2 separate regions of the Homo sapiens genome follow, and region 2 is linked to region 1. A link is a loop called in an ENCODE intact Hi-C map of the cell type or tissue named here. Cell type or tissue: ovary. All regions are shown on one strand. Links, peaks and the distances in the headings refer to the core of each region. The heading gives the core; the rest is flanking DNA.

What was found. Peaks named below come from ENCODE experiments on the same cell type or tissue, not always from the same donor. Only the 100,000 strongest peaks of a DNase experiment are listed, where the experiment ranks them.
Region 2: a loop joins it to region 1, with 2.5 times the contacts of the local background. A loop is called at or near these places in 1 of 110 quality-filtered maps.

The regions. Positions count from the first base shown.
Region 1 is chr18:78,952,430-78,959,118 of GRCh38, forward strand. No RefSeq gene overlaps it. Among named protein-coding and RNA genes, the nearest start is that of LINC01896, 24 kb to the right of the region's middle. In ovary, for the core only: no CTCF peak of the experiment used is centred there; no DNase peak of the experiment used is centred there.
Region 2 is chr18:78,898,861-78,905,549 of GRCh38, forward strand. No RefSeq gene overlaps it. Among named protein-coding and RNA genes, the nearest start is that of LINC01896, 77 kb to the right of the region's middle. In ovary, for the core only: no CTCF peak of the experiment used is centred there; a DNase peak (open chromatin) is centred at 3,951.

The DNA of each region.
Region 1 (6,689 bases), core at 1,563-4,062:
ACCACTGCATTCCAGCCTGGGCTACAGAGTGAGATCTTGTCTCAAAAATAAAAATTAAAAAAACTCTAAGATCAGTGTGGACAGACGAATGCAACACTAGCTTTCTCACGTGCCAAAGGCTCCGTGTGCAAACCTTGCCATCGCCTGCCACCAGGGAGGCCTGTGTTTTAGCACTCAGCTGCTAAAGAACATCTGAATGTTTGTAACATCCACTGCATTTGCCCATAGGGACAATCACGTAACAGGTTCCAGCCACACCAGGCGGCCCACTCTGTCATCTGTGGCCGGATGTAGAATTCTCCGGGGTGTCCAACAATTAGAAGTCGCTGAAAGGCAGCCTGAGCGTCCATGGACCTGGTCTTCATTTCCAGAACCCTCGTGCCTGCCTCCGTTTGCCTCCAAATGCAGTCGGTTCTCAACCTGAAAGAAGGAAGCTCTGCTTCCCCAGGTCCACTGTGATGCTGCCCAGACCAGAAGCCAGTGGAGACACCTCTGCTTGCCGGTACTCAGCCCCGCACGGCAGGGCCTCCCGAGGCCTGTCACTAAAAAGCTAGGGGCCGGGGAGTACTGGGGCACTGCTCCATCTTGTTGGGGGCCAGCAGAGAACAGGCAGCAGCATCTGGCCCTGGATCTGTCGGGGGTTCACGCCCACTGAGAGGAGCCTGGTCCACAGGAGGGAGGCCAGGAGCAGAGCACCCAGCACTCGGACAGCGCTGCCCAAGCATCCTTGAAGGCCAGTGTTCTAGAAGAACAAGGCTGCCTCATGAATAATGAAAAGCTGATAAAAGCAGAAGATAACAAGATAACGGCTAGCATGAGAAAAAGTTATCACCTGGCTGGGTGCGGTGGCTCACGCCTGTAATCCCAGCACTTTGGGAAGCTGAGATGGATGGATCATCTGAGGTCAGGAGTTCAAGACCAGCCTAGCCAACATGGTGAAACCCCATCTCTACTAAAAATACAAAAATTAGCCTGGCTTGGTGGCGGGCACCTGTAATCCCAGCTACTTGGGAGGCTGAGGCAGGAGAATCGCTTGAACCCAGAAGGTGGAGGTTGCGGTGAGCCGAGATCACACCACTGCACTCCAGCCTGGGCGACAGAGAGAGACTCTCTCAAAAAAAAAAAAAAAATCACCTGTAGTACGTTCAAATAACTCAACTCATAAAAACCAAACAGGATCCGCGTGAGCCCAGCAGAGAAGCAACTCGACAACCACACTTGCTGCTGCCTGGTTACTGCCAGTGGCTGTGCCCTTCGGGAGAAGCAGATCCGGTCCTCGCCTTCCTCTCTGTCTGCCGTGCCTGTCACAGTCCTGCCCGAGGCTCTTTCTCACTGTACCAAGCTGCAGTTTCCAAATAAATGATTACACCACCGTTGGCTCGCAGTGGCGGAGTGGCAGGGTGGATAAGCAGTGCGTGGGGCTTCACGATCACTCTAAGTCTTCATCAGACACGGTTCCAGTGGCTGCACTCCTTTATCTTAAGCATGTCATTCCTAATTTCCCACCGCGGATCCTTCCACAGCATTTCATATTGTTCTCACTTGCAGGACACAGGCCCACACAGCACAGAGGACCTTGGCTGAATAAGAAAGGTGCCCCAGAGTTCTTGCAGCCAGGTAGTAATCGCTAACACATAAATCTTGACTTTTTGCATTAAAATTAAAAACTCTTTTTTTTTTTTTTTTTTTTTTTTTCAGACAGAGTCTAACTCTGTCGCCCAGGCTAGAATGCAGTGGTGCGATCTCGGCTCACTGCAACCTCTGCCTCCCAGGTTCAAGTGATTCTCCTGCCTCAGCCTCCCGAGTAGCTGGGATTACAGGTGCCCGCCACCACACCCAGCTAACTTTTGTATTTTTAGTAGAGACGGGGTTTCTCCATGTTGGTCAGGCTGATCTCAAACTCCTGACCTCAAGTGATCTGCCCACCTCGGCCTCCCAAAGTGCTGGGATTACAGGCATGAGCCACCGTGCCTGGCCAAAATAAAAAACTCTTTACTATTGTGAAATAAGATGAGACCAAACAGTTGATGTCGAAACTGTAGTAATAATTAAAAGTCACAACTAGTTATTCTATCCATATTCCAGAGTTTATATCCAGGGAGATAATACTACATACGTAAGCTTTTTAAGCTTGCAAGGAAAAGAAAAAGTTTGAAATTAAAATGTGTTTTTATTTATTTATTTTTAAGACAGAGTCTTCCTGTGCCGCCCAGGCTGGACTGCAGTGGTGCAGTCATAGCTCACTGCAGCCTCCAACTCCTGGGCTTAAGCGATCCTCCCACCTCAGCCTCCCAAATGCCTGGGACGACAGGTGTGTGTCATCACACCCACCACTTTTATTTTTATTGTTTTTTGTAGAAGCAGAGTCTTACTACATTGTCCAAGCTGGTCTCAGACTCCTGGCCGCAAGCAATCCTCCCACCTCAGCCTTCCAAACTGCTGGGGTTATAGGCATGAGCCACCACACCCGGCTGAATAGATGTTTTTAAAAAACATAATTGCTTGCTGCTTCCGGGGATTTTTTTACCAAATGGGCATTTTCTCCCAAAATTTCTGCTAGCTCCACCAGGCAGGGGAGCAGCCTGTGGTTTCTGTCTCTCGGGGTTCCCAGCAGCCACACCGCACACATGATGGGGACTGTCCTTGCAGCGCGACACACACAGCCTGTCCCACAGCGTACACCTATATCCCTCCACAGGCCACTTCTGCAGGCCAGGAGAGCCTCGTTGTGCCCACCACACATTACCAGGGGCAGCCAGGCGTGCCGGGAGGCACTGACGGAAAGCAAGGCACTCCCGTGCATAAACCATATCCTGCTCTCAGCATTTCAACACACCATCTCCCCCAGAGAAGTACACCACAGGGAAGAGAAAAAAGAAAACTTAGCCCGAGACCCGTTAGTTCTCAGGGAATTTATGACGTGAAACCCTCACGCCTCCCTTCCTGCCCAGGCGGCCTGTATTTCCGTGCGGCCTGTCCTCCTGGAATCATTCGGAGACCATGCCTTCGCCCAGAGCCACCTCACTGAGGTCTAGACGTTCCCTGGACGGCAAGCTCGCGGGACACGCTCATGGAAAAGGCAGGAGTGGTGAGTGCTGGATGGTTCTATAATGAGAATTCAACGTGCATTTCGATTTTAGGCAAATCCAGAAAGTGAGCTCCCGGAAGAGTCCCCTAAGGCCGGTCTAGATGAGGCTGGGCCACTCGAGGGCTGAGGCTGTTCCCTCGCTCGCTCGAAAACACAGCAACGCATCACAGAGCCTTTAACGTTTAATGCTGAAATTACACCTAAAGACAGTTGATTAATGACAACATCCTAAAAATACTAAGTAGAGCCTTAGATGAGAGAAGAGAGTAAGAGAAAAGTAGCAGAAAAGCTCTGTCAAAGATACAAGTCCAGCAGCAAAGGCAGAGGCCAGAAAACCCGCTGGCTGATTTTCAACACAAATGCATTTGAGATGTGGTGAATTTCAACACATCTCAACGTGATAGTATGTTAATTCTCTTTGAAATTGATGCATTGTGACAAAATAATAGCAACTAAATTATCTCTCTGCCTTGATATGACCAACATATGTGTTTTACGTGGAGTAAGAGTAGCTAACATGTCTGTGTTTATAGTCTTTGTAAAACCCAATGCCACGTGACTAGGAGGAAAAGAATTCTAACTAATTCCAATACGAATTTAATAACAGTTCTCAGCAAGGAGCTGGAATTTGGAATCGTGTTCAGATGGCCCTGGCAGCACGTAGGTGCACTGGGCACAGCTAACAGGTAACGATGAGAACGAGATTTACCTGGAAGGGCCCAGCACAGGCCCAGTAATTAGTGAGCTCTCCAGTTATTTTTAAATTACCCAAATATGCCATTTTTTTGGATAGCCTTGTTTTTTTTGTTTTTGTTTTTGTTTTTGTTTTTGAGATGGAGTCTCACTCTGTCGCCCAGGCTGGAGAACAGTGACGCAATCTGGGCTCACTGCAAGCTCCGCCTCCCAGGTTCACACCATTCTCCTGCCTCAGCCTCCCGAGTAGCTGGGACTACAGGTGCCCGCCACCATGCCAGGCTAATTTTTTGTATTTTTAGTACAGACGGGGTTTCATCGTGTTAGCCAGGACAGTCTGGATCTCCTGACCTCGTGATCCGCCGGCCTCAGCCTCCCAAAGTGCTGGGATTACAGGCGTGAGCTGCCGCACCTGGCCAGCCTTGTTCTTAATTAAACACAAAAATGCAAAGAGCATCCAAAAAGCATGTTTTTATATTACATAATTTACATAATATGTATGTTATAAATTCTATATTTAAGTTTTTCAGCTAACTGATTTACAAACATGAAACCACAGTATAAGCAAAATCAATCAATTAATAAAGTACAAAATTCAAGCAAAATAAATTTGCCGTTTTTACTTTTCAGATAAATATGAGATGTGTGCCTCGATCATAAAAACAGCTGTATCATATTTCAATTTTCCTTTACACATGTAGGCATGATCTAACTTTTTGAAAATATATTACATAGCATTGCTCTGGAAAGTGAGGATTGGGATAAGGGTCTGTTGGGGTATAAGTCAATTTACAATTCTTCATTCCTCTGCCTCATCTACCAACTTCTCATATGTAAAAATCTAATTACTTGCTGATATGGTTTGGCTCTGTGTTCCCCACTCAAAACTCATCTCCAATTGTAATCCCCATAATCCCCACGTTAGGGGAGGGGCCACGTGGGAGGTGATTGGATCATGGGGAGGTTTAGGGAGGGGCCACATGGGAGACGATTGGATCATGGGGAGGCTTAGGGAGGGCCACATGGGACGTGATTGGATCACGGGGAGGTTTAGGGAGGGGCCACATGGGAGGTGATTGGATCATGAGGAGGTTTAGGGAGGGGACACGTGGGAGGCGATTGGATCACGGGGCGGCTTAGGGAGGGGCCACATGGGAAGTGATTTGATCAGGGGGAGGTTTAGGGAGGGGACACGTGGGAGGCGGTTGGATCACCGGGAGGCTTGGGGGGGCCACATGGGAGGTGATTGGATCACGGGGAGGTTTAGGGAGGGGCCACGTGGGAGGTGATTGGATCATGGGGAGGTTTAGGGAGGGGACACGTGGGAGGCGATTGGATCACAGGGAAGTTTAGGGAGGGGCCACGTGGGAGGTGATTGGATCACGGGGAGGTTTCCTCCATGCTGTTCTCCTGATAATGAGTGAGTTCTCTGGAGATCTGATGGTTTTATCAGGCAGTTTTTCCTGCTCTTGCTCGTGCCCTCTCACCTACCACCATGTAAGACGTGCCTCTTCCCCTTTCACCATGACTGTAAGTTTCCTGAGGCCTTCCTAGCCATTCGGACTGTGAGTCAATTAAACTTCTTTCCTTTCTAAATTACCTAGTCTCAAGTATTTATTTATAGCAGTGTGAAAATGGACTAATACACTTGCCTTTCAAAGGTGCAAAGATTAAAGAAATCAAAATCAAGAAGTGAATTACAAGGGCCTAAACCCTGCAGAAAATATTAGTCAATGAAATTTGCTTTTCATAAAAACATGCCAAATTGGCCCTTTTTAAAAAGTATCAGTGCCATTAAAAAGCAGCCAGACCAACTAAAAAGAGATGCTGGTAAGTTAGAGCTACGTGTTTGTCAAAAAGACCATGTGCCAATTTTAGTTTATTGTCATTTCATTTTCACCCATTCTTGCCTTTTGTTTTTAGTTTTTCGAGTCTTCTCCTGCCCCACCCATACCCAAATGAGTATTTATATTTGTTTGTTTGGTGTATTTCTGCAAGCATGAATGACCAGCTGCTTTGGACGTGTGATTCTGAATTCACCCCACCCCACTGCCTTAGTTCCGTGAGTGTGGCCTTCGCTGAAGTTTACTGTTTCCTGCATGCCACTTAATCACTAATGACCATGGGGACTTATTTCAAATGCTGAGGGAGTTAGCCCCCACAGCTTAAAGTGCTTTTGTCTGTAATATTAAATGAAAATGTTGTACATTGAACTAAGAACACAATAGCTCAGAAAAAGTTTAAACAACCTGGATCTTACTTTTCAACCAGGAAAATGAATTTCAGGTTGAAATATAGATGGGAAAACATATAGCTTACTCTGACAATAAAATGACATGGTTTCACACTATCGAGTCTTAATTTTTATTCATCGTAACTCCACTTAATTTGGAACTAAAAACACTGCTAGAAAATAGTATTTGTATATCACATGATAGGAAAGGGAAAAGTTGACTCAATAAAGGTCTATCAATAGGTGTACACTGCTTATTAACTAGTCAAAATTTTTTTCAGACATCAGTGGTCTACAGAGATAGCCTATAAAACATCCTAATTGCATACATTTTATTTCTTGCAAGCATATAGAGAGCACATTCCTCCTTTGATATTATTCAATGAGTCATGCTGGAGCTGTAGAAGAATTTCAACTGATGTTTTACAGAAATGATACAAACTGCAACGTTTTAACAGTGTTCACATATGATAGAAATTATTAAATTGATAATATCTAATTTTCCATAACACCTCGCGTTTTCTCCTCCAGGCCAACAAACTGCAGAAACAATGGTCAGTAAAACAACTAAGAGAGGTCCTGAACTTCTTCCCTCAGACAATGACAGAGGTTTATGCAGCCACATCCCACAGACGTTGTGGGTTCAGCTCCACCACAATAAAGTGAACATCACAA
Region 2 (6,689 bases), core at 2,792-5,291, 52 kb before region 1:
CGATGACCATCGTGGGAGTGGTGCAGGCCCTGGATACTGTGGAGCTCGTCATGATGATGATGATGACCATCGTGGGGGTGGTGCAGGCCCTGGATACTGTGAAGCCCATCATGATGAAGATGATGACGATGACCATCATGGGGGTGGGGGGGACCCTGGAGACTGTGAAGCCCGTCATGATGAAGATAACGATGACCATCATAGGGGTGGTAGGGTGGTACCTAAGGTCCTGAATATTGCAAATCCCCTAATGCCCATGGTCTCCTTGAGGCAGATAACCTAGACTTTAGATAGCTCGGTATTTCTTACATCACTTGTGCCAGCCACAAAGGAATTTGAGACCCCACTCACTCTTCTGGATCCTTCTTGATAGAAACTTACCCTGGAATAAGGTAAATAGTTTTACCCATTGTATTAGGTAATGCTAGTTGCTGTTAAAAAATAAATCCAACATCTCAGTGACTGAATCTTCTCACAGCTTTTCTCTTGCTTAGGTAGCTGTCCATAGCAGATATCTCCTCTCTGTGTTGGCCCCCATCTCCCTGAGCCTGGAGTCCTCTGCATTGGCCAGAGGAGAACTCACACTGCAGGAAGCCCTGTGCTTCCCTGAGATGCCCCACGATGCACTGTGGGGACAAGGTGGCGGCTCCACCTGGGTGGGGGGAGCTGGGCTGCAAACTCCTGCCCACCCCCCTCCCCCTGCGGGCTCCAGGAAAGGGCCATGTATCTCCAGTGGACAAGCCACCATCTCAGAGATGCTCTCCATTTCTGTCATATATTCTATTATTATTTTCTATTCTCAAAGACAGCCTGATAGCAGATGTCCTCAGGATTCCACAGGATGAACTGTCCCTGTAGTTCTGAAGTGTTGAGTCTGAGTCTCCTGATGGGAGACTTGTTACAGGAGCTGTGCCACACTGTTGGGATCACGTCAGTGTTTCATGCCAGAAGGTTCCACACAGACCATTATTTACCGGAGTCAGAACAGTCTCGGTGAGACGGCTCCTCAGCTGCTTAACCATGCCAGCGCCACCCAGACAGTCTCAATTCTCATGGAGGTTCCAGTCTCCATCTGTGGGCCTCGGCCCCAACAGCTGACTGTCTGCAGCATTAACACTAGAGGGGCTGGGGTCTTCGATGCAGCCCTTTTGAATGACTCCACCCTTCTTTCTCTAGGGATTATTTTTTTCTGTGTCTCTTAGATCTACGAAGCCAAAGGCCTCTCAGCTCTGGAATTAGATGGAAGAGCAATCCTGGTTAATGAGGATCCTCCAGGAATGGTGTCTGGGGCCTGCCTGTCCCCTGTACACACGCAATGCCAGGCATGAAGTCACCAACTCCCTGCAGAGAGACATGCACACAGGACACAGGGCTGTGGCCCTTCCCATGGGTGCGACCTTCCCGCCCTCCTGGCTGGCCCATGTTCATAAACACAATTTTCTCTAAACTATCATACCATATACCATCACCTCTTTAGGTATTCAGATTTTGCCTAGGATTTTCTTTATTAACAAGAAAATGTTTACTACAATGAACAATTCTGACTCGTAACAACAGTATCCCCTGAGCACTTTAGTCTGTCACGGCATGCGCCCCTCAGGGCCACATCAGTGCCACGCTGTCTGGGCGGCAGCTGTTCCAGAACCTGCTCTGGGTAATGATGTTCGGCAGACACACAGATCCATGAGTGCTGAGGCTAATTATGTAATAAGGGAATCACTCTTAAAATTTTATAAACGTTAATATAGACATTTAACTTCAATTTCTTTGAAAGTTAGGTAGGAAATGAGAATTCTACTAGTGCTAGTACCAAATGCTCACTTTTATACAGAGGTTTTAAAATGTAGGGCCTTGCAAATCTAATGCTGTATTCATGCTGCAAATTACTCTCCTTGGCATTGAAATATCACTGCAATTAAACCTGCAGTAAAGTATTACAAAAAGCCCTTGACTGTTTTCAAACAAAATCGTGCAGCTCTTCAGAACGCTGTGCGTTGAAGGGCGAGCCATCTACTGTGTAATTCATTTTTATTATCTGCTCAACATTCCTCCAAAACAGTTTGTTCTTTCCTTTCCACAGCGTGGATACTTAGCTTTCCAGAGCTGGTGTCCATCGTGAAGAACGCGGCTGCCCTCACCAGCTCCTACTCGTGGGGTGGGGAAGGGGTAGTTTCCCCTGCCAGCATCCACGCCCCTGCCAGCATCCACGCCCCTGCCAGCATCCACGCCCCTGCCAGCATCCACGCACCTGCCAGCATCCACGCACCTGCCAGCATCCATGCACCTGCCAGCATCCACGCACCAGCCAGGCGCACTCCTCTGCTTCCCAGTTCCCTGATTCCTGGAATTAGAACTATTTCACCTATCGGCAAGAGAGACAGTGGGTCAGCCAGCGCCTACTGAGCGTTCTGTGCCGGGGATAACATGATGAGCAAGGCAGACAGGCCCTCTGGCCTCAGAAAACTTCTATTCTAGCGGGGAAAAAAAAGACATTAAACAAAGCACTGGAGCAAGCAAGCACCAGGAGTGCCGGGACAGAGAGGAGAGTGAGGCATGAAGGAGAGAACGGGCCAATCGGTCAGCCAGCAGGGCCCACGACCAGCCCCTGTTCTCCAGGAAACCAGCCCATCTCCCAAGGAGGATGAGGCACTCCATGAGGCCGGCCTTCCTGCTGGCCAATTCTGACTATGGGCCCTTCTGCCAGAAGCACTGGGTTCTGCCTGCTTTGTTCCTATTTAAGGACTGTCACCAAGAAGCCCACACCAGCAGGTGGGAGGCTGCCTGGGGTCTGTCCTTTCTCTGGTTTCTACACTGAGCTGACACCCAACATGGACCCTGTGTGTGTCCACAGTGGCTCTCCAGCCTGCCCCTCCTCCCCAGTCTGACAATCCACACTCAGATGGTGCCGGAGGTCTGAAGCTGTTCTCCCTCCCATCACATTCTTGCCCCTCCATTTATTTTCCAATTCTATGGAAATTCTAAAATACGACTCTCATTTCATTCCCTCACACTTGAAACTTTCCAGAGGCTCCAAGAGAAATGCAAATGCTCCGCAGGAGGCAGAGCTTGACTTCAGCCCTGCAGGGACACCCGTCACCTCCAGACACCACACGCCAAACCCCTGCAGGGGCACCCGTCACCTCCACTTACCACACGCTCCACCTCAGCCCTGCAGAGACACCTGTCACCTCCAGACACCACATGCTCCACCTCAGCCCTGCAGGGACCCTCGTCACCTCCACACACCACATGTTCCACCTCAGCCCTGCAGAAGCACTCATCACCTCCAGAAACCACACGCCAAACCCCTGCAGGGGCACTTGTCACCTCCAGACACCACACACTCCACTCAGCCCTGCAGGGACCCCTGTCACCTCCAGACACCACACACTCCACTCAGCCCTGCAGGGACCCCTGTCACCTCCACACACCACACGCTCCACCTCAGCCCTGCAGAGACACCTGTCACCTCCAGAAACCACACGCCAAACCCCTGCAGGGGCACCTGTCACCTCCAGAAACCACACATTCCACCTCAGCCCTGCAGGGACCCCCATCACCGCCAGAAACCACACGCTCCCCTTCAGCCCTGCAGGGCACCCGTCACCTCCAGACTCCGCATGCCGAATGCTGCAGCCACACAGAGCCACTCTTGCCCCCGAGTGGGACTCTCTCTTCTCTGCAGACCTGGGACACGCTTTTCGTCTGCTGAGAAAGCTCCTTCCTGCTGGTTTTCCTCACTGCTGCTTGGTCATAAACGTCAAGTCTCAGCTTGGGCCTTTTCTGACCTCTGTGTCAGGGCAGTGCCCACCGAGTTACCTCAGAGCATCTGTGCTTGCTCCAGTCACTGCGCGAATCCCACTGTTATTAAAATGGGGGACGGCGGGGTTAGATTGATCGGAGAGCAGGCTCTGACCTCCCACCGCCTGGGTTCGTGCTCCACACACCACAAGTAGCCGGCAGCCTCAGACAAGAAACTCAGCCCTGGGACGCCCAAGTATCTCTGTCCTGAGCCAAGCTGGGCTACAACCACCCCTGAGAGGAATGGCCCCTGACACATCAACACAGCCCTGGCATTGTGGGGACAGTCAAGTCCAACATGCAATTCTGAGTCTCCCTCCGCGAGGAAGGGAGGGGTCAGACTGTTGCCTTCCGACTGCTTCCCAAGGCCACTCCGGCCAGGAGCACCGCCACACAGCGCTCTGCAGTCCACCTCCCACAATCAGACTGCACCATTTCACACAGAACTCTTCATCCTCTGAGAACCAGTTGCCTACAGAGCCCCAAGATCTGAGCCCCAGCCTCTCACCTGCAAAGACATGTCTGCTTCAGACGTGGCAATGTTCTGCAGAGGCACAAAACCTGGGGGCCTCAAGGTGGGGTCAACCGAGTTGTGGGGGGTTCCTTGGGTGGGCACTTGCTTCCAGGGAGTGGTCTAGGGCCAGGGACTTTGTGGGGGCCTGTGTGTTTTCTTCCTTTTTTCTTCTTTCTCTGTTTTGTTTTTGAAAGAGAGCAGTAAAAAGGAGAAACAGCTCCAAAATCACAGTACTTAGCTACCCGAGGGCAACTGCAGTTAACCTGTCCATCTGATCCTGGGTCTCCAGAGCAGCCGTGAGATTTAAACTGGGGGTCCAAATAACAACTGGGGATGAAGAAGCGGAATTTCGCATTCAGGGGCACTTCCAAAAACATAATCTTCCATGCACGGAGCTATGTAAGAATGAAAGGACGGAGCTGACCTGCTGAGGGTGTTTAAAAGTTTCTGCTGTGGTTGCTGCATGTTGGGTGTGTGGTTGCATGTGCGTGCCTTTTCTTCTGAGCAGTTGGAGGCAGGACGACAAGAATCACCTCTTTTAACATCACAACACTGGCCTCCCCGTCAGCTTCCGACCCACACGAACCAGGCTCAAGACCCAGGAGTGTTGGATTAGGGGGTGTTGTTGCACTAGGGTGCCAGGCTGAAGCCCAGGGCCCAGACGATGCTGAGAGCTTGAGGACACTTCACTTGTTCACGTGCTTGCAAATATATAATGCAATGAACACAGATACGACGCCGCCTGCAATTTTCAACAGCGAATTCAAACCCCAACCAGAAGCAACGTGAGTTGAGAGGAGAAGCATGTGAGCAACCTTCCAAGGGTCTTCACAGCGGCCTCAGTGCTGTCCAGTGACAGTCCACGTTGTGATCCAGCCCGAGGGGTGGGGGACCTTGGCCTCAGCAGGGAGGGAGGATGCACCAGAGTGCCTTCAGCTCTAGCGGCGCTCACCAGCTTTCTCACTTACCACAGGCATCAAAATTAAGAGGATCTTTTCAAATGCTCAAGAGTCCGTACAAATTACACCCCGGGAAAGACAACGGAGATGAGAAACGTTCCTCAGTATGACAGGCACCCCCAAGCTCATCACCGAGCCTACTCCTCCACCTGTCCCCGGCGGGAAGCAGCTGGCCAGGGTCCCGGGGTGGGATGGGGGTGGAAAGGCCAGGAGAGAGGGACTGGTAGAGCCGTGAGGTGCAGAACAAAACCCGAGAAACCAGCCAGGAGTCAGAAGAGCCTTGTGTGCACCACAAAACCCGAGTAGGGACAATTGAAAGTGCCACAGGGCCACAAGGTGAGGAAGCTCCAGGAGTGAGGACTGGGGGGCCAGGAGGCCCAACCCTCCAAGGCATCACCAGCTTCCGCTGCCACGAGGAAGGGAAGGGGTGTCTCCTTTGCTCCAATCTCCTTTTCAACGATATCTGGAGATTCTCATCCCATTTGAGAACAAATCTGGGGAAGAAAAACTAAAAATAAAGAGAGATTTATATTTATGTCAGTTTGGCTAAAAAAAAAAAAAAAACAAGAGAGAAACATGAATAGATCAGTGGGTAATAACTAGGCAAGTTATATCACAATATGAGTGAATCTCCCCAGCAGAAACCAAATAACCAAATAAGTAGGCTTGCATGCCATCACCACACATCGATAACATGCACGAGCCAAAATCAGACACCACAGTTGACAACAAATACCAGGAACCTTTCTTTGAGCAAAAGCTGTTAGTCTGTTTAATCATCTTCCAGGAGAAAAGAGAGAAGCCCCAACATCTAGACGAATTTTGAAACTAGGCTAAGTAAAACACTAAAAATATACTCTGGAAGAATGCGGTACTTAACCCTGGGGGCTGGACCCAATTACCCACCCTCCTTCTCCATCTGTAATGGCTCTCGCTTTGTGCCATCATTTCATGATGCTAACCTCTCTACCTCCTGCAGCTCAAGGACACCCCATGCTTATGTACCAAGTATCACAAATTGTGCTTAATGACACAAAATAGGAGAACCAGGAGGGTACTCTATTTAAAGGAGGGTTCTTTTTCCATCTATGCATTTTGTTAGCACCTGATGTGTCCTTTCAGGGTAATTCTATCTGGGGTGAAAATAAAATGTTTGATGAGTAGATCTGCAGTTGGTCTACAATTAGACATTCAGGTCACATGGAATCCAAAAAACAGTAATACAAATTCTAATCTGTTTTCAAAGCTTTAACATTTGTGGGGCCAGGTACCGTGGCTTACACCTGTAATCCGAGTCCTTTGGGAGGCCGGGGCAGGCAAATGACTTGAGCTCAGGAGTTTAAGACCAGCCTGGGTAACATGGTGAAACCCCATCTCTACAAAAAATACCAAACATTAGCCAGGTGTGGTGGTGG